3 separate regions of the Mus musculus genome follow, and all the other regions are linked to region 1. The links are chromatin loops, found by intact Hi-C in ENCODE. Cell type or tissue: heart. All regions are shown on one strand.

Region 1 (8,000 bases):
GCACTAGAGATAATCAGATATCAAGAGGTAAGTGTAAGAACATAAGAAACAGAAACCAAGATTGCTTGGCATCATCAGAACCCAGTTCTCTCACCATAGCAAGTCCTGTATACACCATCACACCAGAAAAGCAAGATTCGAATCTAAAATCACTTCTCATGATGGTGATAGAAGACTTGAAGAAGGACATAAATACAGGATAACACAGGTAAACAGGTAGAAGCTCTTAAAGAGGAAACACAAAAATTCCTTAAAGAATTACAGAAAACATAATCAAACAGGCAAAGGAAATGAACAAAACCATCCAAGATCTAAAAATGGAAATAGAAACAATAAAGAAATCACAAAGGGAGACAACCCTGGAGTTAGAAGACTTAGGAAAGAGATCAGGAGTCATAGATGCAAGCATCACCAACAGAATACAAGAGAGAGAAGAGAGAATCTCAGGTACAAAAGATACCATAGAAAACATTGACACAACAGTCAAAGAAAATGCAAAAAGCTCCTAACCCAAAACTTCCAGGAAATCCAGGACACAATGAGAAAGCCAAACCTAAGGATAATAGGCATAGAAGAGAGTGAAGATTCCCAACTTAAAGGGCCAGTAAATACCTTCAACAAAATTATAGAAGAAAACTTCCCTAACCTAAAGAAAGAGATGCCCATGAACATACAAAAAGCCTACAGAACTCCAAATAGATTTTACCAGAAAAGAAATTCCTCCAGTTACATAATAATCAAAACACCAAATGCACTAAACAAAGAAAGAATATTAAAAGCAGTAAGAGAAAAAGGTCAAGTAACATATAAAGGCAGACTTATCAGAATTACACCAGACTTCTCACCAGAGACTATGAAGGCTAGAAGATCATACATCTATGGGCAGATGTCATACAGACCCTAAGAGAACACAAATGCCAGCCCAGGCTGCTATACCCAGAAAAACTCAGTTACTGTAGACAGAGAAACCAAGATATTCCATGACAAAACCAAATTTACACAATATCTTTCCTAAAATTCATCCCTTAAAAGGATAATAGATGGCAAACACCAACACGAGGAGGGAAACTACACCCTAGAGAAAACATGAAAGTAATCTTTCAACAAACCCAAAAGAAGATAGCCACACAAACATAATTCCACCTCTAACAACAAAAATAACAGGAAGCAATAATCACTATTTCTTAATATCTCTTAACACTAATCGACTCAAGTCCCTAAAAAAGACATAGACTAACAGACTGGATACGTAAATAGGACTCAACATTTTGCTGCATGCAGGAAACCCACCTCAGTGATAAAGACAGACACTACCTCAGAGTAAATGGCTGAAAACAATTTTCCAAGCAAATGGTCCCAAGAAACAAGCTGGAGTAGCCATTCTAATATCGAATACAATCAACTTTCAACCTAAAGTTATCAAAAAGGACAAGGAAGGACACTTCATACTGGTTGTCTTAGTCAGGGTTTCTATTCCTGCACAAACATCATGACCAAGAAGCAAGTTGGGGAGGAAAGGGTTTATTTTGCCTCCAGAATCTGTCAGCGAGAGAGTAGCTCTTGATTAGTCAGGGACTGGCTCCCTGTGCAGCTTTATCTCTGGGCAGAGCTGCACGCAGCGGCTGCTGAGGAGAGAGCATGGGAAGTGTGACAGGGCAAGTCTGTTTCTGATGTGTCACAGTCCAGGTCATAAGCCTCACTCAGTCCTGCAGCAAAGAGAATTCAAAGGCAGAAAAGGCCACAGGAGAGATGAAAGGGCTCCAGAGATCAGAGGAGGAAGTTACACCCACACAGGGGCATCCACGGCATCCACGCGGGGCCAGCCAACCCAGAGCAACTGAGCTGGGAAATGGCTATGCTTTCTGGCTACCCTGCAAGAGTGGGAGGTGGGACAGAAGCCATGTCCAGAATCACTGTAACAGCCCCAGCAATGGGAAATGAGGGTCACAACTGAATTGAGGCTTCAGAAATGGAAAAAAAGGGACATAAACTGAAGAAGCATCACGCGCTGGGGAGGGAAGCTTGCTCTACAAGAGATGTCCTGAGTTCAAATCCCAAGTACCCACGTAAGAAGTCAGGCAATATACAGCACAGAGGTGAAGCTCAGTGACAGGTGCCACCTCAGGCATTGAGAGCACAGGAGAAGACACCTGATGATGTCCTGCTCTGTGACCTCACATGTGCATGTGCACGCACACGCGCACACGCAGTCTGTGCAGCAAAATGCCTAGGGAAAGACTAAATCTAAGTGATGTCCAGTTTTAAGCCTGGACTCAAGAGATGATAAGAATATCTAACAAAATTAAAGCAAGTCTGGAAAGGGTCTTTTTCCCCCCAGGGGAAAGATAGCTCTAAATTAATTATTTGATTGTAAGTCAGAGACAGGAGACAGTGTATTATGGAGATGTAGTAGATGCTGGCATTAAAGCAATGCTGAGGGCCTCTGAGGAACAATAGAACTTTAGAAAATGGCTCCATCTAGAGGAGGTGGAGAAACGGAACCAGCTAGCACCTGTGATGTACCTAGTCAGCAGGGAGTGCTGGTCAGCTTACACTGCAACCAGAGAAGGTCACTGTGGGTGACAGGTGTGGAGAATCCAGGGGGGACAGCCTGGGAGGCTGTGAAGCTGGAAAGGGTGAAGGCCAGGAAGAGTCAAGTCAGCTAGCATCAGAGAGAAGGTAGTCTCGCTAGCAGGTGACCAAGATGAATGAAGGCGGAGCAGAGCTGACTAAAGGAAAGAAGATGCTGGACCACTGAGATGGTTCAGTGGGTAAGGATGCTTTCAGGTAAGTCTGATGGCCTGAATTCAGTCACCATGCCCCACATGGTAGAAGGGAAGAAGTAGCTCCTACAAGTTGTTCTCTAAACCCCACATGTACACCATGGCTTGAACTCAATGATACAAGCACGCACAGACATGCACACACACACACACGCACACGCACACGCACGCACACACACGCACGCACGCACACGCACGCGCACGCACGCGCACACACACACACCACTGAATAAATGTGTTGAGAATGGGGTTGGGAAGAGGAAAAATAAAGATGGATTTTGCTTTTCTAGCTTGTCACACCTACAGAAAACCTGTCTGGGTTGCCATCATTTATGTTCTCGTGTTTACCCCTAACCTGGGAGGGAAGTGTCAAGCCCCAGGAAATCACAGCGAGCTCCTTTCTTCTTCCTGCTGCTTTGTAACAGCATTGCTGTTTGGCTCTGTGGTCTGTGGGTGTTGGAAGATAACAAAGGATCAGCCTAGAGCCCCTTTACATACGTAACCCAGCTTCAGAGGCTTATTATTATTACTTAAAACCTCCTTCCAAAAACTTACGAAATCAAAATGTGTGCTGGTTACTGTCACCTGGAGCTGAAAGTCGACATTCAGCAGCTTGGAGAGGATTGTTATTTTGGTGGTGCTGAGAGCACTGTAACTGGGGCAGCTGGGTTGCTATGGTGACTGGGTCTCAAAACAGAGCCCTGTGCTTCGACACATCCACACAGCAGATGAATCTCAGGTTGACATGGCCGTGACACTCATCCTAGTTGAAGCATCCACAAACTCCCATCAGGACCCGTGGAAGGGAAATTTGGGATCAGGGCCCCCAAAGCACTGGTTAAGAAGTTGCAGCTTGGGCTTTTTTAAGCTGGGTCTTCTCAGTCCTCACGGTCCTGAAAACCTCTGGCTCACAGCCTAAAGCTCTCCCTTAGGGGAGGCTGATAGCTTGGGGAAGGTTCATCCCGGAAGCGAGTATGATTAATTGCTCCAGTGCTGACAGAGGCTGAAAACTTGAGACTCAGACCACATTCTTGTCACTAATAGATGAGATGAGGGTGGGGCAAATGAGTGTGGGACTGTACTGAGGATCCAGCTGCTGCTCTGTGGCTTCCTGCCTGGAGCAGCACCCAATAGGTCACTGCACACCCACGGTTATCGCAACACTATTAGCAAGAGCCAGGGTCTGCCATCAGCCCCATTAGTGTATTGTGACAAGAAGACTTGGGTCAGTTCAGAGAGATGGGTGGAACTGTAGACAGTCAAGGGGTTTTTTTTTTTGTGGGGGGGGGGGATTTTTTTTTTTTTAAAGAAGCCGGCCTGAGACAAATATTACTTTTTGTCTCATTGAGGAATCTGGACTTCTTTTTTTAAAAAAGAATTAATTAAACTATAAATATATGTGGCATGGCAGTAGATGAGGAAGAAGACCTGCGGCAGGGAAAAGGAGAGACAGACACAAGAAGGCAATTGAGAGTGACTGTGAGCAAAGGATTATGATATGTATGAAAACGACGTGATGAAACCCAGCATTTTCACTGACTAAAACAAAGCGAACAGAAATGTGCAGGTACTTTTGCGGCGAGGGTGGGCGGGAACCGACACTGCCTTTGGGGTGTGCTCCAAGCAAACCTCCGCGCCCACGCTGTCCTTCCGGGTCTCGACAGTAGGGGTCCCCGTTGAGTCGCGCGTCTTACACTACGCTGTGGTACTGGACTAAGGACGGAGACGCTTTGAATAGGGAGTATCTGCCTCTGCTGGTTCTTGCCTAAGCATGACATGGGAAAGCAGGGAAGGCGGGGTGGGGGTGGGGAAGATTCCTGACTTGCAGCATGACTCATGAACAAACGGAGAGAATAGTCGCTGCTTCTCATCGGAGCCCCAGCACGCCCCGGGACAAGCCTGAGTCAGACCAGAAGTCCGGAGTCTGGTCGGTCAGAGAGCATTTTCCCCCTTGAGGGAGAAATATATTTAGGGGAAGTGGTATGAATTTCTTAAGATTGCCGGAAACCCCACGTTAAACCCTAGGCTTCTAGAAGTCGAATCCGTCAAAACCAAGAAGCTTCCCGATTGAAGATAAAAATTGGCCACCTCCGCAAAGACACCAAGAATAGGTAAAAATAGATAGATAAATAAATAAATAAATAAATAAATAAATAAAAATTAAAAAATAAAAAGGTTTGTGACCTTAGTGGCAGCGGTTCTACGACACACGCACCCAAAACCAGCAGCCGTGCCTACCTGTGTGCACCTTACAGCATAGAAACCCGACCAGTGATTTTTGTTCCAATTGTACTGGTTTTGTTTTTGAGACAACCCAAGCTAGTGTCAAAGGCAAAATCTCCCTACAGCAGCCTCCTGAGTGCTAAGATAAAAGTGAACTGCCACACTAAACTTTAATGTTCGTTTGTTTGTTTGTTTGTTTTTAAAGAAGAAATATAGTTAGCCAAGCCTGATGACACAGACCTGCAATTCCAGCCACTAAGGAAAAATGAAAAGTAACTGGGCTGTAAAGTAAGTTTAGGGCCAACCTGGGCAACTTGGTGAGACTATCCCGAAAGGAAAGGTAAAGAGGGTTGTGAATATGTAACTTAGGAAGTGCTTTCTTGGCATGCCATGACCCAGTGGTTCAGATAGACGACAGACAGGCAGACAGACACTTTAGTGGAGGAAAAAAAAACCAGCTGTCCAACACTATATTCGTTGTGATCTCCTGGGGGCTCCTTACTTGTCCATGTCTAAGGATTTGTTACTTATATTTAGTGAAGACACATAAAAAGACCAGTGTAAAGGGACCACACCACAGAGGGCTGAGTGTCACACCTTGCCCTCCAGAGTGTCTGCCACTGCAAGCGCCACTCACTTCTACTACTCAGCGGCCTGTTCACAGGCCTGGAGGGAGTGGAAGCCAGGGGATCAGGTGAGCAAGGATTGGCAATGGCTCAGGAGAAGACGTGGGTAGAAACCTTAGGTAGCAATGGAAAACCGAGGCACCTTGAGTTGTACCCCGCCCCCTCCCCACCCCAGGCAGCCACAGGACAGAGAAGCCCATTCTTGAGCCAGTGAAAGCAAGTTGAGTCAAGTCTACAGCCTGAGTGCACTTGAGGGCTGCTGTCACCTGTGCTTGCAAAACACACGCATGAAATTACTAAACACTTGGAGGTGTGTACACCAGCAAGCTGATTAAATTAGGGGGAAATGAGCACATGTACACTTAAAATGGAAAAAAAAAGGCATCTAGTCAGGTGGAGTTAATCAAAAGTATACAGCCTCAGAGGCAGGGTGGCCCAGATTTATTTTTCATGTAAATATCTTTGATTGGAAAAATATGAGCATGTTTCTACACATGGCCTTGCTTATGAGCTTCTAAAAACTATGTAGGGCTTTTCTGACTTCTAAAACACCCTCAATAGATAGTAAAGAGACTTTTCCCTTTTTTCTAAATAGATATTTTCTTGGGGACACCTGCTCTGCTGGCTAACCTGAGACGGGGCTTTCCTGCTTTCATTTGACGGCTCACCTTACCCCAAAGGCTTGATTATTTCCTTCATCTCCCCATCTTTTCCTCCCCCTCTCCCAATTCTCATGCAGCCCCTATCTGTTCCTATGGCTGTCTTTTAACATATATGCACATTTAGAAAAAAGACTCAATTTATTTTTAATCATGCATATGTGTATCTATGTGGGGATATGTGAGTATAGGTGCCTAGGAGGCCAGAAGAGGGAGTCAGAGCCCTGAAGGTGAAGTTACAGGAGGTTGTGAGTGCCAAGATATGGATGCTGGGAACCCAAACTCCTTAGCAAGAACAGTGCATGCTTTTAACTTCAGAGACATCTTTAGCCCGATGTAAGTGGCTTGTCTTCAAATCTCTGTCACTGTTGCTCTGTGTGTGTGTGTGTGTGTGTGTGTGTGTGTGTGTGTGTGTGTGTGTGTGGTTTTGTGTATAGTTTTATGTATGTGTCTGTGTCCAGATTTTATACAAACTTTGAAAGTGTGCCCTTGACATAGGAATTAACCTCTCACACAGTGGCTAGCTACATCCTTCATCCCCCAAAACAGCCCCAAATTCGAATTACTCATTGGATTGACATGTGTCATAAAGCATTTCACATTTTTCAGATCTGTTTTTGCAAGTGTTTAGTGTGTGTGTGTGTTTACACCTGTCAGTGGATGCCAGAAGTCAACTTCAAATGTCATTGCTTAGATATTGCTCACCAATTAGGCCTCATTTTACATTTAATTCCTTGTAGGAATAAAAGAGCAAAGATGTGTGTCCTGACTGGTGGGAGAGTAAAGGAGCTGTCCAGGTCTCAGATATCCACTGGTTTCTCTTGTGGGTAGTAGAGAGGGGTTTTAAGATGGAAGGGAATTTTTGTAAAAGAAAAGAAGATTCCCAGGTGTGCTCTTGAAATGTACTCCTCAGAGTTCTGGAAATCATCGTTATGATTTTGTTGGTAGGGGGCTCCAAACTGTCTTTTCTTTTTTAATTTTATTTTTTATGTTTTATTGGTGATTTTCTTTATTTACATTTCAAATGTTTTCTCTTTTCCAGGTTTCCCCTTCAGAAACCCCCTAACCCATCCTCCATCCCCCTGCCTCTATGAGGGTGCTCCCTTGTCCACCCACTCCTATCTTCCTGCTCTGGCATTCCCCTACAATGGAGCATCGCACACCCTCCCAATGATGTCCAACAAGGCCATCCTCTGCCACATATGTGGCCGGAGCCATGGGTCCCTCCATGTGTACTCTTTGGTTGGTGGTCCAGTTCCCGAGACCTCAAGGGAGTCTGGCCAGTTGACAGTGTTGCTCCCTCCGTGGGGCTGTAAACCCCCTCAGCTCCTTCAGTCCCTTCTCCAACTCTTCCATCAGGGACCCCCAGCTCAGTCCAATGGTTGGCTGCAAGCATCTGCCTCTGTATTTGTCAGGCTCTGGCAGAGCCTCTCAGAAGACAGCCATATCAGGCTACTGTCAGCACGCACTTCCCAGCATCCAAATACCATCCAGGTTTGGTGACTGTAGATGGGATGAATTCCCAGGTGGGATAGTCTCTGGATGGCTTTTCTTCACTTTCTCTCCATATTTCCTCCTGTGAGTATTTTGTTTCCCCTTCTAAGAAGCACTGAAGCATCCACACTTTGGTCTTCCTTCTTCTTAGGCTTCATATAGTCTGTGAATTGAGTCTTGGGTATTCTGAACTTTTGGGCTAATATTCACTTATC
Region 2 (8,000 bases), 74 kb after region 1:
ACAAATAATATAAAATATCTTGGTGTGACTCTAACCAAGTAAGTGAGAGATCTGTATGACAAGAACTTCAAGTCCCTGAAGAAAGAAATTGAAGAAGACCTCAGAAGATGGGAAGATCTCACAATTTGATTTTTGTAACCACAGGTTCTGAAACAGACCCTGAGTGATAAAGGTGCGATCCATCATGATCCCTTTCTACCTACACCTGAGTCCAGCCTGGAAAATGCCCCCTCCTCTACCAGGTATTGGTTGATCCCTGGAGAGCTTATATCATGCTTTGGTCATTTTATTACTGCTTCTTTGCACAAGTTCCCAAACATAATTCTCAGTGAAGTGGTCTTCTGAAGTTCTTCAGGGAGGTGTGATCACGGAGTGTGTTGGCAGGTGTCAGGCTTGATATGAGATGTCCCTCCCCTGCTGCTCATGTCTCCAGAGCTTGTTCCCTATATGGTGGCACTGTGTTGGGGACTATGGAGCTTTTAGGGGATGAACAAGCTGGAGGAAGTGGGTCACTAGGAACAGGCCTTTGAAGGTTCTGTCTGACCTGATTGCTCTCTGGGCTCTCCATTTCCTGGTGCACCATGATATAAAGAGCTCCTGCCACACACCCCTGCCACAGGTTGTACTAGTCCACATTGCCTTTCCTTCTATAAAAATGTGAGCCCCCCAAAATATTCCCTCCCTTTAGTTGTCTCTGCAGGTAGATCGGTCACTCACACACTGATCAAGGAAGCCAACTGTTGACACAAGGGTGGGTTTCCCCTCTCTGGAGCACAAGCTCTTCTCTCCTTCCCATAGAACAACACAAAGCAAGGACCCATCACAAGAAGTGGGCCTGTGGAACTGTATGCCAAACAAATTGCTGTGTTTGATAAATTCTCTGGCCTCTAGCATTCTATTATACAGTGTGAAACTGATCAGCACCACTCCCACCATCTGACACTTTGGGCAAGACCCACACCTACAATACTATGTAGAGTTTAGCAGCAACTGCCCCTCCATTTATCCAAGAAGTTAATTATCTTGCCTTTTTTTTTTTCCTGGAAACTCCAGAAAGTGGGCTAAAATGTAAAGTGCCCTAACATTTTAAAGTTTGCAAAAAAAAAAAGGGGATTTTCAAAGCAACAATAACTAAAAGCTATTACAGCCAAATAGAGCCCATATGTCGAAGAGGTGTGCCCACTGGGCTTGGGTCTGTCTCAGCTGTGCCACTGAAGTCTATGGTAAGATATTGGAATGCCCATCTAGTTTTCAGAAGGGGACAATTCCCACATTGTGCCATTGTGTTCAATGGAGTGGTGGCTGTACTGGGACTCGTGTACAAAGAGAAGCCAGGTATGGTGATGTGCACTTAAAATCCAAGTGCTAGGAAGGCAAAGACAGGGGGATCCCTGTGACTCTCTGGCCAGCTACTGTGGCCTAAGTAGGTGAGTTCCAGGCCAATGAGAGACCCTGTCTCAAAACACCGTGAGTAGCTCCCAAGGAACAGTGCCTGATGCTGCTCTCAGGGCCCACACACATACATAGGAATGCAACATACAGAGCATCTCAAGAAGCCATCCCCACCCCAGAGAGACAACCTTAGTCACCATATCCATGTGAATTGACCTTTGGAGATCTTCCTTCAGTGTCTTTACAACACATAAAACCTGATAGATTCCAAGTGATCGGTCTGCCTTGTTCTATCGCTGTCTGCCAATGAAATTCTTGTAAATTCCTGTTGGAATTTCTTGAACATATCCTAGGACAAATAATGAAAAGAACGTTCTGAGTTGTAGCATATATGTATTCTCTTTCGATAGACAGGTCCAATTGCCCTTTGAAATAGTGATTTCCATTCCCGTTCTCTGTAAGACAGTCTCTCTACAGCATCACTAGTCACTGGTGCTGTACATTGCTACATATTTTAATTTTCACACATCCTTTGTTTTTGTTGTTGTTTGCTTTGAAGTCCTTTTGCTTTTGTATTTTTTTATTGTTTGGAGAGGGTCTGAGGGTCTTGCTGTGTAGCCAGGCCTTGTTTCAAACTCGCATTCTTCTTACCTCAAATTCCTGAATTATAGAATTACAGGTATGCACCATGACAACTGGCTCATTTTTTGACAATCTGATAGGTAGAGAAATGGTATTTCATTCTTTTTTTTTTTTCAGTCAGAGTCTCTGTCCATTTACTCAATAGATAGCAGAAATGACCTTGAAATTCTGGTTCTCCATTACCTGAATGTTAAGATTACAGATATGTGCCACCACACCAAGTTTATACAATGTTGGAGACAGAACACGACACTTAGTGTACAATCAAACCACCCAACTAAACCACACAGCCAGCCATTAATTATGTTTAAGTACGTTTGAAAAAGAACACAAATCTCCCTAAGCCCCCATAGCCACAATGCTTTCTGCTGTGTGAGCCCAGCTTTAGAAACCTCACGTAAGCACTAGCGTGCAATCTATATTTGCATTTTGCACCTGCAGTGTCCTCAGACTCCATGCAGGCTGTAGGATGGAACAGGAGTTCTTCTCTGGAGGCACCTGCTGCACTTCCGTGTATCTACAGACGGGCATTGTGTAGCCTACTGTAAACAATGGTTCCATGAACACAGGTGCACAAACTTCTTTCAATTGTTTTGTATACGTATATCCAGAAGGGGGTTGCTGGCTTCCGCAGTAATTCTATTTTTAATTTCTTGACAACATCCAATACTGTTTTCTACAGCACTGCGTTTGTTTACATTCTCATCAACAATGGGACAGGACTTCTAGTGTCCAGTCTAGGATGTGGCTTAGTTAGTAGCAAGCCTGCCTAACGTGCACGAGGCACTGGATTTGAACCCCAGAACCGCACAAATAAAGTGTGGTGGTGGCTCACACCTACAATCCCTGCACTCCTGAGGTAGAGGCAGGAGGATCAGAAGTTCAGAGCCAGCCTGGGACACATGAAACCCTATCTTGGAGAGTTGCAGGTTTTTTTTTTTTTTTCATGTACTTAATGATACTTCCCCCCCCCCCCCCCGGCACCCCGTCATTGTTTTTGACAATGGCCAACCAATATCTGTATTTTATACTTCCCTAAGTTCCAGGGAAGTTGGCCATCTATACACTGCCCCACTTAGATGAAGAAACTTGCAGCTCTGGAAAGTTAGAATCTTCATGTGAAAGCCCAGGGTGAGACAGTGGCAGAGCCAAGGAGAGGTGGTGTGGTAATGGTACCCTTCCCAACATGTCGCCCTGCCTTTGGGCTTTCCGTGCTTCTCTATGAAGAGAAAGGAGGGAAGAGAGACTGGGTCTGCTTCTGAAAGCTGCTGCACACACTCCAGACGAGTGGGGGATGTGCACAGTCCTGTTGTTCCTGGACTCCGAGGCCAAGTGGCTCTGTCTTCACCTAGAAGGAAGCAAATACCCCGGACGGGAAATGTGTGCCCAGAAGATTATAGCTCCATTGTGTGTGGCTGGACGCCTTCCACTGGCTTTGTTTATGGGACAGATTGTTTTTGCTAAGTTGTTTGCTCCGGTAAGCCTCCAAGTTCTTGAGGCCCCTGGCCATGGAGAGGGTCAAATTTACAGGCAGCACAAGACTCAGTCAGGAAAGGTCTACAAAGGAGTCAGATCCCATGAGAGGCCCCCAGGGCTCCTTGAACAAAGCAAAAGCTGCTTTTACTTTATTTTCTAAATTGATGTGCCACAGGTGTTGGCCTTCCTTCCCTCTTGGCTGTGGGAACTGATGTTCCTATGGTATCGTCCACACAAGGGCCACTCACTCCACACACTCCTCTATGTGCTACAGAGATGGTGAGGCATTTTCCTTGGTTTTCCGAATCCTCCCCTCCAGAAGTCCCATGGGCTCAGTAGCACAAGCTTTACTACACCATTTGTTCCAAATCAAGGAGCAGATGAAGCCTGTGGAGTGTAAGGTGAACACGCCCCACTCGGAGGCCAGAAGCGGTGTCTCTCCTCGGGTGGTCCTGGCGCTGTGTTCCTCTGACAGGGAACACATTGTGTCTGGCTTTCAGAGCAAATGCCAGCTGCTAACAAGCAGTCCATCATTGTTCTATTGTCCCACCCACCGAGCCACCCAGACCATCCCAACTTCCAGCATTTCCCATTCTTCCAAAACCTCAAGAATCTAGGTCAGTCAGTCTAGAAAAGAAAGATGTGAAAATAAGGCAGAAGGACTGAGCATCTCACCTTGGCTACACATGGACAGAGGCCACCCTGGGCACCTGAGATGGTCAGTGCCCTGCTGGTGACCTTGAAGCATTCAAGAAGTGGTTCCTAGGACTGAGGTTGTCTCTCAGTGGCAAAGCATGTCCTTCGGATGCACAAGGTCATGAGTTCAATCTCAGCACAACAACAAAAACAATGTAAGTCCCTCCAACTTCCTGAATGCCACCTTTGCCCAGACCTTCTGTTTCAGACAATCTTCCCAGTGTAAACCATGCTGAAGTGATTATAGTTTATTGATTACAATGCAGACACTTAGACCCAACTGTGAGCATCAGGAAAGGCTTTCTAGAGGAGGAGACATCTAAATTGAGATTGAAAAAACAATGTTTCCTTCTGCTATTTAGGCAATCTCACCAAGAGCATTCGGAGCCTTGAGAGACGCCATTTGTTGTCCATGACTGCTGACTAGGTCCTTATCTATTCATTTATTTATTCACTCATTCAATCAACCTACAAAGTGTCAGGGTCCATCTAGTAACAAGATAAACCTAGGTCCCAGGTGGCTTCAGGTATTTCCCATGACAGTGTTCGTGGGAAGACAGCAGAGATGGAGACATGTTCTGAGGCCCTGTGCCTAGCAATTGGCCTTCTGCATTGGCTTCCTCATGCCAGAGTCCTAATGAGACTCTGATGCTCATCTGCCTTCATAAAGCTATGAGATGAATTTTGTTCTCGTGTTAAAGGAAGGACGCTGAAGTGCATGGACTGTGTTTGTCAGAATTTGGAACACTGTAAACAAACCCCTGAGAGATTTATTTTGACTGGAAGTTTCAGTCAATGGTGTTTGGTTCTACCGAATGTCATGGAAGGAGGAATGGGGTGTCTCCTTGTGGCAGGAGGCAAAACAGGGAAGAATATAGCCTTGGGCAAGATTGAGTCCCCAAAGACACACCCCTAGTGACTGCCTGCTTCTTATCTAGCTAGACACCTGCCTTCTAATATTTCCAGAACTTCACAAACTAGGACCAGCATCTAGGAACTAAGCAAGACAATGGTGTGCATACCATATTCAAGCTATAATGGGGATGGCCTATAGTCTTCATGAAACTTTCCTTTGTGCTTATCTGCAAACTCAGAAATAGGAAGCCACCATGGGTCAAAGGATGAGCACTCTCTCCCACTTTGCAGCTGAGGTATGTGAAACAAAGTGGTGCCCCAAACCTCTCTGCTGGCAGGTCCAGGAGAGAGGAGAAAACTGGGTCCAGTCTCTCTGGGGCTGAGTGGGATGGTGAGTGTCATGGCCCAAAACAAACACACCCAGGCCAGGAGTCTGTCAGAGCAGGAATTCATTTTATTTTATCAGTCTTTTGTTTATATAGGGTTGAGGAAGGAGGTGGGGATTTTTGGTGAGGTGAGATGACATAGGGGTTGGGGAAGAGTGACAGAGGGTATGGGATGACTGACAGAGCCAATAAAGTTATTCTACATCAGTGGTAGCTAGGCAAAGGCAGGCTTAAGCAGAAAGTGCTGAATCTCTCCAATATGGAAGTGAGCAAGACAGGTCTCTAAACTCAAGCAAAGACTCAGACTTCCTCACTAGGCCTCAGTATCTGGTGGAATGAGGCCCAACACTTTGATACCACACCACCCCTTCTCAGGCTCTACCCATCACTGACCATTAGCCAAAAGGTATTGGAACTTCACCTCCATCATCTCAGAATTCCATCCACCTCCTCTGTCTCACAACACCATGGGAGGATGGATAAGTATGGAAAGGAGTTTGCTGTGTCATGATATTGCTCTGTTGGGCCCCATGGCTGGGCCTTTTTTGTCCATGGTCAGGTCACTTTCCCAGAAGACTACGGTTGTTGATCCTGTAATTTTGGGAGTCCTGGGTAGTAAGCATTCAGTTCCAACCACCAAAAGCAGCTCCCCGCTGACCAACCTGTGACCAACCCTGCTTGTTCTCTGAGAACAATCCTTTTTGCTTCTGGTCATCTCTCCTGACTCAGAGCTACCCTCATACCCTCCTACAATGACTCCCACTAGTCTTACTTCCTCTTGTCTCTATCCCTCCACAGGATACATAGAACCTTCCAGAAACTTCTAGATGGATGATCTAAGAATCCCCCACACCTAAATGTGTTGTTTACCAGTTTATTTGAGTTTTATGTCCTTCCAGAATCTCACATGGGCAATGATGTAAAATCTTCTCAGCTGTTGGATTTCCACACTCCACTAACAATCCTGCCCCAACAAGTTCACTCCGAGTGATTGCTTCCAGCCTCTCCCTCCTTCTTCTACATGCTGAGTTCCACTGTGCAGTGAAGCCCTAGCCTTAAGAGTGGAGAGAGAGGTGGGCTAGGGAGATGGCTCGGTCAGTACTTGCCTTGCTTGCATGAGGACTTGAGTTTGATCCAAGAACCAAAGGCAGTGGTGCATACTTATAATCTCAATGATGAGGAGGCAGAGACAGGTGGCAGCTAGCCTTGCCAATCAGTGAGTTCCAGGTCAGAGAGCAAGTGACTCCAGGAAAGGAGGCAGCTAATAAGAGAACATGTGGCTGTGGTGGTCGGCATCTGAAAACCTAGCCTGCTACCCTAGCATGCGGCAGGGTCAAGGGAATGGAGAGAGAATTTGCAAATAGAAAAGACCAGAGGGGTCAGAAGAGGATGAGTTCTGAAATCACTCAACACCTCCCAGCTGGAAGCTGTATGACCTTTGGCAACTCAAACTGTCTGAACCTCAGTGTAGCCAGCTGCATATTGGGGATAACATTAATCTTTATCTCATGGGCCTATGGGAAATAAATGAAAACATGCCACTAGATCACTAACACCTGCATCTAGATGCTAATAACATCTGAGTGCCAGCATTATGTGGGCAGTTATGCTTCTTGGCACTCGACTAAATAAAAATGAGTATTTATTTATTTATTTATTTAGGACATGTGTGTGCATTGGTGCATGTTTGGTGGTCAGAAGACAATGTTCAGAGGTGGCTCTCTCCTTTCACTGTGGAATCTGGGGATCAAATTTGGGTCATCAGGTATCATTTGGCAGCAGATACCTTTCTCAGTGAGCTATCTCACTAGTCCAAATGTGAATGAGTGCTACCAAGTAGGTACCCAGCCCTTGATCTTAACCACAGCTGAAGTGACATCAGCATTGTGCCAGCTACTGAGTATGTTTTGGAGAACTGCAGATATTAACCCAACGGGGCCTGAAAGCTTGCGCTGCTGCTGACTTGGTTGCAGATTATGGAGGGAAGACTAGAAGTCTTCAGCATCACCAAAGTGTAGTGGGTTCTTGTCTTGTTTGCTTTAAGACAAGTTCTCATGTTATCTTAGGCTGACCTCAAACTTGCTATGTACCTGTTTTAGTTAGGGTTTCATTACTGTGAAGAGAGACCATAGCAACTCTTATAATGGAAAATACTTCACTGGGGCTGGCTTACAGTTTCAGAGATTTAGTTCATTATTATCATCATGGTGGGAAGCATGGTAGCATGCAGGCAAACATGGTGCTAAAGAAGGAGCCGAGAAGTATACATCACAATCCAGAGGCAGCAGGAAGAGAGATATAGACACTGAGCCTGGCTTGAGCTTCTGAAACCTCAAAGCCCCTCCCCTCCATGACACATTTCCTCTAACGAGGTCACACCTCTTAATAGTGCCACTATCTAAAGCCTATGGGGGCCATTTTCATTCAGAGTGCCAAACTTACCCAAAGTGTTCCTCCTACCTTCACTTCTGGTGTTGAGACAGGCATCTGTCACCACACTTGGTTTCTGTACCACAGGGTGTCTAACTCAGAACTTTGTGTGTGAAGTGAGCA
Region 3 (8,000 bases), 56 kb after region 1:
CTCACCCTCAGTCCTAGTTAATAGTCCTTCCCCAGTGTATGAAATCCAGTCATCTATGGGACACAGGTAGGACACAAATGTACATGGGTGCAGAAGAATGTGTGAGAGACTGGAAGCCAACCTCAAGCATTGTATTTTTCTTCAATAGCCAGTCATATTGTTTTATGAGGCAGTGGGACTTGGTGCCCAAGGACAAGGCTAGACTTGCTGTCCAGATAGCCCAGTGATGTGCCTGTCTGAACTTCCTCAGCTCTGGGGTTACAAGCACAATACTGCAGCTGGCTTTCTACGTCAGCACTGAGGATGGAACTCAGGTCCTCAGGCTTGGAGTGCAAGCACCTCACCCAAAGAGCCATTTCCTCATGCCCACCATTGATGCCATTTCTTTATTTCTCATTTCAGTGTGTAAATAAATTCCGTGTGTGTGTCGCAAAATAGAGTCTGACAATTGCAGATTTTTGTTTCTGTCTTTGAGTTTTTAATGCTTCGATGGCTTTATGCATGTACATAGTGAGTTTAGTTCTTTTAATCCCTGTCAACCTCTCACATACCCCAAACCCTTTCCTCCCAACAAGTTTCTCTCCCACTGCCATGCCCTTTGGTTTTTATCTTCTGAATTTGATTAGTGCTGCTTGCATGAGACATGGGGTGCAGGTGGGTGTTCACTGGGACTTGGGAAATTGTCAGGGACGACATCCCTGAAGGAAATGACCGGCCTCCAGAAGCCATTAACTGCCTAGAGTCCAAAGGTCTCCTGACTAGCTCTGCTAAAGAACAGGGGATACAGACTAAATTGCTTATTGTAAATCCCGCCTCCACCCTTCCCAGTCACTGGAACTTAAACCGATCTGTACTTGTATTTCCCAACATATAAGAAGAGAATAAGTGTAGAGGCCATGGGATCCTCTGCTCCCAGATGAACACTAGGGAACCAAGAATGTTGAGCACACAAGCTTGTCTCTTCAACAGGAAGGATGTATTCCTGTTTCACACCAGGAAGCAGGCAATGAATGTTATTAGCCCCAGTGTCCGTGCTATCTGTAAGGCCTGGCTACATCTGAATCCCCAGACTTTCCCTGTCTAGACCTTTATCTTCAGTTTTGTTTCTTAGTCACTAGAACCAAGACCTAAGGGAGATGTCACATATACTTTGTAAAAGCTTGGCAACCTCTGGGACGACCTAGACGACCCCAGATTCTCCCCTCACCCTTAGGCTATAGAACGCATTCTTATGGAAGAGGCTCTGTGTACTTTGCAAGTTTTTTCATGTAGTCAGCCTTAAGCTTTATTGAGATCACTGTCACCAGAACTTTTCCCCCAATGTTTTACTGTTCTTTAATATGTCTGAAATAATCTGTCTGGTGACAGAATCTAGACGTTTGAACTAGCACCAGCTAACTAAGTTGTGTTGAACCAGATTTCCTTCTTGCCCGATACAGATCATTTTTCTGTTGGCTGTGGTGCTTGCAGGGACCCCCCACACACACACACACATACACACAAATAATGACACCCAACACTGTAGGCTTATGCAAAGCCTGGGCTGGTGTGGGTCTGAGACGAAGCAGCATATGGTAACACCGTTAGCCTCATAGGAGCTTCATACCCTTATTGGTTATGTTAGCTTCGTTGTTTATTCCCTTCAACCTTAGCAATTCTGTACCTAACATTGTCCCACCCTTCACTTGCAGATGAGCCTTGTGAGCTACGTATTACACCTTTTAGAAGCAAATGCTATTGATAATTTTGTTAACATTCTTACACTACTGTGACATAATACCTGATGCAAACAATTTAAAAAGTGAGCTGCGCATTAGTTCGTGGTTTCACGGGTTTCAGTGGACAGCTCTTGCTGTCTTGTTTCTGGGCCTGTGGTGAGACAGCACATACAGCGTGCAGAGTGTGTGACGTAGGTGCTTACCTCACGGAATAAAGAAGAAAGGTGTTGGGGGAACAGGATACAGGCTCCTACGAGCCTGCACAGGACTGGAGAGATAGCTGGAAATGTCAGGCAGCAATAGTGCTTGCCTGACAACCATGAGGACCAGAGTTCAATCCCCAAGAACCCACGTTCTCCAAAGCCAGGCATTCACTGGAGATGCAGCTCAGTGGTAGAGCCCTTGTCTAGCATACCTGGGGTCCTGGGTTCAGTTTCCAACACTGAAAGGGAAAAAAGCCTGGCACGGTGGTAAGCTGTTGTAATCCCAGTGTAGGGGAGGAGGAGACAGTTGGGTCCCAGTTCAGCAGCCACCAGTCTACCCACTTGGCAAACTCCAGGCCAGTAAGAGACCCTGTCTCAAGAAACAGGAAAGGTGAAAGACACTGGAGGAAGGGCACAAAGGTCATCCTCCAGCCTCTACACACATGTGCTCATGCACTCATGAACACACACACTCTCCGTGCATTCGTGGATTCACATACACATGGAGAACATGATGACTACTACTCATTCTAGTGCTGGATGGCCTGGCCTTCAGGGCATTTACATTGCTCACCGTTGGCTCTAGAGGATGTGTTGCTGTCCCTGCCCCTTCCACTGTCTCCAAAGCAAATCTGTTTTCTTCTCAGTCCATACTGTGGTAGCAATGACAGTTCCTGACAAAATCACAAAAGTGAACACATTTCTGTTCTTCCCTCTTCCAGAGGGCTTTGGTTCCTCCACTCTGTTCAGGCCTTTCCACTTCCCTTGCCTATCTAGAGCTTCCCGTATCTGTCTAGAAGTCTTAAATCTCCATAGTCTGTGGTCTGTGGTGGGAAACATCTCTATCCAGGCAGGATCGAGATATTCTAAGACAGACACTTGTGTCCCTCCCTCTGTCTATCAGACTACTGAAGCAACAGGCTCCAAAATGATAGACTCTCACACTGGGAGAAACAAAATGCTGGGCTCCCAGTGCCAGCTGTAAGGGGTACTTGTCTCTTAGACAGACATCTCAAAAAGAGATGTCACACTGTTCTAACAACCTGTCAAAGCCCCTGGAGCCTGCTCTGTCAATAGCAGCAGGGAGGACTGTACCTTGACCAATACTGCTGAGCTATGCAGAAATCTAGCCCTCTACTTCAACCTAATCTTCATTCAAGGACTCCAAAGACGGACTGGGGAATCCTCTGTCCCTCTCTCTGCCTGATGTGGCCACATTGAATAAGCCTTGCTAACACTTGTCTGTGTAGTTGGTCCTATTGAGGATGGTGGCTTGAGGGCAGAAGGCCCAGACTAGGACCCAGACAACCCCCAAACAACATACTGTTCTATGTTATTTTCTTTCACCTCAGATCACTTTTTAAACTTTCTATTTTGTTGGTTGGTGGTTTGAATGTGAATGACCCCCATAAGCTTGTATATTTAAATGCTTGGTCCCCAGTTGGTAGAACTGTTGGGAAAGATTAATGGGTATGATGCCACTGGCAGATACGTGTCACTGGGAGAGGGCTGGGAAATTTCAAAAAGCCATTCCAAACTCTCCTCTACCTCTCCCTCCCCCTCCCCCTCCCCCCTCCCCCTCCCCCACTTCCTCTCCTCTGCCCCCTCTTCCTCTCTTCCTCCTCCTTTCCCTCTCCCTCTCTCCCTCCCTCCCTCCCTCCCTCCCTTTCTCTCTCCCCCTCCTCCCCCATCTCCCTCATTGTCTTAACATGTAAGCTCTTAGCTACTGCTCCAGAACCATGCCTGTTTGCTGCCATGTTCCCTGCCATGATGTTCATGGTGTTTTGTCATGATATTAGAAAAGTAACTAAGACACAGTGTGTGTGAATGCATGTGCATGTGTGTGTGTATATGAGTGTGTGTACCACTATGCACATGTGGAGGTCAGAAGACAACTTGAGGAAGTCAATTCTCTCCTTCCACCACGTAGGTCCCAGGGATTAATCTCAGGTCTTGAGGCTTCGCAGTGATCCTCTTTACCCGCTACACCATCTCCCAGGCTCTCACTTCAGATTGTGTCTGAGTTTAGCATCAAGACCTTTAGAGAAAATGCTTCACTTTCAAGATGTGGCTCTAACAGTGGAAATATCAGTGGGTTTGGCAGGCCAGGGAAGGGGATATTTTTAGATCAAGCCCTGCCAAGCGTCTGTGGCCTTCAGACCCTGCCAGTCACCTGCCATGCTGAACAGCAACAAGGGATTTTTCATTTCCTATTTGCTGCCATAGCACATTACCACATGTTTAGCAGCATAAATCCACACACATCTATGATGTCATATTTTTGGAGGCCAGAAATCCAGGACAACAGAGTCACCTGTTTAGAGTCTCATGAGCCTGCACTCCTTTGGGGAAGCTCTAGAGATGGCCTGCATCTGAGGTCATTGGTTGCAGGCTGAGTTCCCTGAGTGATTGAGGCTGTAGGATTAGGACCGGCTGGCAGCTGAAGACCAGTCTCCTGGTCTCCTCCATTCTAACAGGCTGCTCCATTGCTTCCCATGTTCTCCCAGTAAACTCTGCAACAAGAGCTCAAGGACTGCCACTCACTCCAAGCCCTTCAACCTAACCTCTCTGGCTCCAGTCCCAGAACGTTCTCTGCTTTGGGGGCCTTGTTTTATTTTTGAGAGTGTCTAAAGTCCCATGTGTGCTAAATCACCACTCTAGCACTGACCTACACCCTAGCGGACATTCTCTGCTTTGCAGGAGCTCCTGGGAGTCTACTGTCCCAGAAGGGCAATCTCTTCAGGATCTATAACCTTAACCATACTGCAAACTGTTTGCCATGGACATACAACTTCTAGGTTCCAGAAATTAAAATATGTTCATATTTGGGGTACCTCTTCCTATGCCTACCACACCCAGGAAGGAGGCAAAATGTCAGAATAGATTTGCACTGCTGCTCTGTACTGTAACTGAGAGTGTGGCTGTTAACTGCCCGGGTCCCTATGTCTGTGTCCATTGATGAGGACTGGGAGATGGGACTTCAGAACCTTGTCACCACCCAGTCTTACACTTTCAGCTTATATAAACCTACATGTGGAAAAGGGAGACATCAGGTCAACAGACACGCATGTCACTGCTGCTGCTCTGTGCCACAGGGTACTTGGAGCACTTGAGTTCTCTCTCTGCCACCCTGGAGAACTCTCTACTAGCAGAAGGAAGTAGCTACAGCAGACCTGGTTAGTGGCATAGGCTCTGAAGCAAGTTCCTTGGGCTTCATTCCTAATCCCTCTATTTATTTGTGGCCCTGGGCAAATTATTACTCTGCATTTCAGATTCATCCATAAAATAAAGAATAAATAATAAAGGCTGGGGCAGACAATGTAGCTCAGTTGGTAGAGTGCTCGTCCATCACATGTCTAGCCCTGGCATCAGTCCCCAGCAAACCAGAAAGTGAGTGCTGTGTTCCATACCTATAATCTCAGAACTTGGAGGTATGAGCAGGAGGATGAGAAATTCAAGGCTATCCTCCATCCACAGCTGTATATCGCGTTTGAGGAAAGCCTATGTCTGATGAATGAATGGATGAATGAATGAATGAGTGATCAGATAAATAAATCAGTATATTAAAAACAAAGAAGAGTAACATCCACTCCATGGCTCTTACCCAGAGTAAGTGAGCTTCCATAAGCACAGTGTTTAGAAATCTGTCTGACAGCTGCTGCTCTGTGACCATCAACAGCTGCATTGTTTCTCCCCCAGGCCTTTGCAGACCTGCTTACACTAACAATCATGATTCTGAGTATCTGTGTTAGCAGGTGTATTTCCCTTCCATAATAGACAGAAGACCTCTAGAGCTCCCAGGGGGAAAGGAGTTGCTCACAACTCACCATGCATTACTTAAGTCACGAAGAACTTATTTCATGAGCTCATGGACTCACTGAGGATGAAGGGTGTCTCCTCAGGATGCTGTCCGTGCTCCCTACTTGTTCCTTCCTCAGAGGGCTGAGGGCTGACCGTATCAAGTGTTGCTGTGGGTGTGGAGAAGTGGAGATGCCCAGACCTGTAAATGGATATGTCCTGCCCGAGTGCAGTGTGGGCAGGAAGGAGCACATCCCCTGACCCAGCAGTCTCGCTTCTCAGAACATACTCTAGATGTGTGTGTCCAAGAAGTCAGGGAGAAGGAAGGATGGCCACGGCCATGTTCTCCATGAGCACAAAATGAAATGGCCTGAATCCCCACCGCATCAGAGACCAGTGATCCTCACGTGTGTTGCGAGAAGCAAACATGGAACCTGTGTCTGTTTTTAATTCCATATTTTTCATAATTTTATTTGTATTTTACAAGGTGTTAAAAAAATCTGTGCATGTGAGCCGACTCATGGAGGTGTGTATGTGAGTTGTGTATGCATGTAAGTTTACTTGCACAGATGGAAATGGAGGCCAGAGGTCGACATCAGGTCTCTTCTCTACCTTGTTTTTAGAGACAGGATCTCTCACCTGGCGCTTGCTGCCTAGCCTAGACTGGCAGGTCAGTCAGGGAGCCCCAGGGATGTACCTGTCTGGTCTCTCAGGCCTGGAGAAGCATGCTGCCACGCCTGGCTTTTTACACAGGTGCAGAGAACACAAACTTAAGCTCTTTTCCCATTAAGCCACCATCTCAGTAGCCCCTGCACTTTACAATTTTTTAAAAGAATATAAAATTTGCTATGTTTTGTAAGCCCTGTTTTGCATTCTGATGTGAGTACTGTTGCCATCCTTTTTATAGACGAGAAAGGTGGGCCACAGAGAAGTTAGGAACTTTTTCAGGGTCACCCAGTGGCTTTAGAATTTGAATCCAGTTATGTACATGGGATTAATCAGTTGTTCCTTTTCTGGAATGTTCATGAGATTGCAATATAAAAGATCATGTCTTAACGTGTAAAAATATAATTCAGAGAACTTGATCATCAATGCTGTAGGCTGGCCTGGAACAGTGCACAGCTCCTTTCCCTTGGCTGTCTATGCACCACAATCCAGCTTGATCTAAGGGAGTCTCAATAGGGAAACTTCCTTAATCAAGGTGGCCTGTGAGCGTGGCTGTGAGACATTGTTTTTTTGATTGCTGATTGGCAAGGGAGGGGGCAACCTACTGTGGGAAGTGCAACCCATGGGGCAGGTGGTCCTGGGCTGTATGAGAAAGTTGTTTGAGCAAGGCACGAGGAACCAGACAGGAAGCAGCCTTCCTCTGCGGCTTTCTGCTTCAGTTCTTGGGTTCCTCTCCTCACCTCCCTCAGAGATGGACTGTGACCGGAAAGTGTGAACCAAATAAACCTTTTTGGTTTTTTTCAGTTTTTTTTTTTTTTAAGTCAGTGTTTATCACAGCAGCATAAAGCAAACTCAGACAGAAGCCACAAAGAAATGAAGCCGACCTTCACGGTCACACCCTTCAGTCTCGGTCCCTTTGTGTTACAGGCCCAGCAGGTACCTTACATGAACTAAGACCACATACAGAACCAGGAAGGCCTTGAAAGCCTTCATGTAATGCTTGCCCCGGTCTGACTGCAAGTAGGTAAAAGCCCTAAGGTATGTCTTTAGGCTCCTTGCTCCTCCTTGTCAGGCTGGGCAGGTGCAAGAAGTTCAAGTGTCCTAGAGCAGAGACAGAGAGATCTGTAAGGCTGAGGAACAGAGCTGAGGATTCCCAGAAGAGCAATGAGAAACCTTGAAAATAAGAAACAATTCCTGGAACAGACAAGTGTCACTGGACACCGCAAGATACAGGATCGATACACAAAATTCAATTGTGTCAAAGTGATCTGCCTTTGCAATCAATAAGCAATTAAGTCCAAAAGGAAAATTATAATGTCATTTATAATCACTCAAGACCTTAAGGTGTAAACCTAATAAAGCTAATACAGCCAATAAAATGAAAACTATCAACACTGGTGAGACTCAGGGCACTAAGCAGAGATGAATACCATGTTCATGAAGCAAGACAACCCAGCCTCCTACAGACAGACAGACAACCCAGCCTCCTACAGACAGACAGACAACCCAGCCTCCCACAGACAGACAGACAACCCAGCCTCCTACAGACAGACAGACAACCCAACCTCCCACAGACAGACAGACAACCCAGCCTCCTACAGACAAAAATATAAAG

The links. A loop is a pair of places that touch in the nucleus more often than their neighbours do. Peaks named below come from ENCODE experiments on the same cell type or tissue, not always from the same donor. Only the 100,000 strongest peaks of a DNase experiment are listed, where the experiment ranks them.
Region 2: it touches region 1 in a loop (4-fold over the local background); 3 of 42 quality-filtered maps call a loop at or near these places.
Region 3: a loop joins it to region 1, with 2.3 times the contacts of the local background. A loop is called at or near these places in 5 of 42 quality-filtered maps.

The regions. Positions count from the first base shown.
Region 1 is chr16:13,155,868-13,163,867 of GRCm38, forward strand. Gm32596 (a long non-coding RNA gene) reads right to left here and starts at 3,428. Exons shown (of 3, transcript XR_384684.2): 1 at 3,339-3,428; 2 at 3,139-3,230. In heart, CTCF peaks have their summits at 2,486 (motif pointing left), 4,450, 4,653 and 6,486 (motif pointing right); DNase peaks (open chromatin) are centred at 3,814 and 4,534; H3K4me3 peaks cover 1,173 bases; H3K27ac peaks cover 2,092 bases.
Region 2 is chr16:13,229,654-13,237,653 of GRCm38, forward strand. No RefSeq gene overlaps it. Among named protein-coding and RNA genes, the nearest start is that of Mrtfb, 23 kb to the right of the region's middle. In heart, no CTCF peak of the experiment used is centred here; DNase peaks (open chromatin) are centred at 3,438 and 3,998; H3K27ac peaks cover 829 bases.
Region 3 is chr16:13,212,223-13,220,222 of GRCm38, forward strand. No RefSeq gene overlaps it. Among named protein-coding and RNA genes, the nearest start is that of Mrtfb, 40 kb to the right of the region's middle. In heart, a CTCF peak has its summit at 4,604; DNase peaks (open chromatin) are centred at 4,079 and 4,489.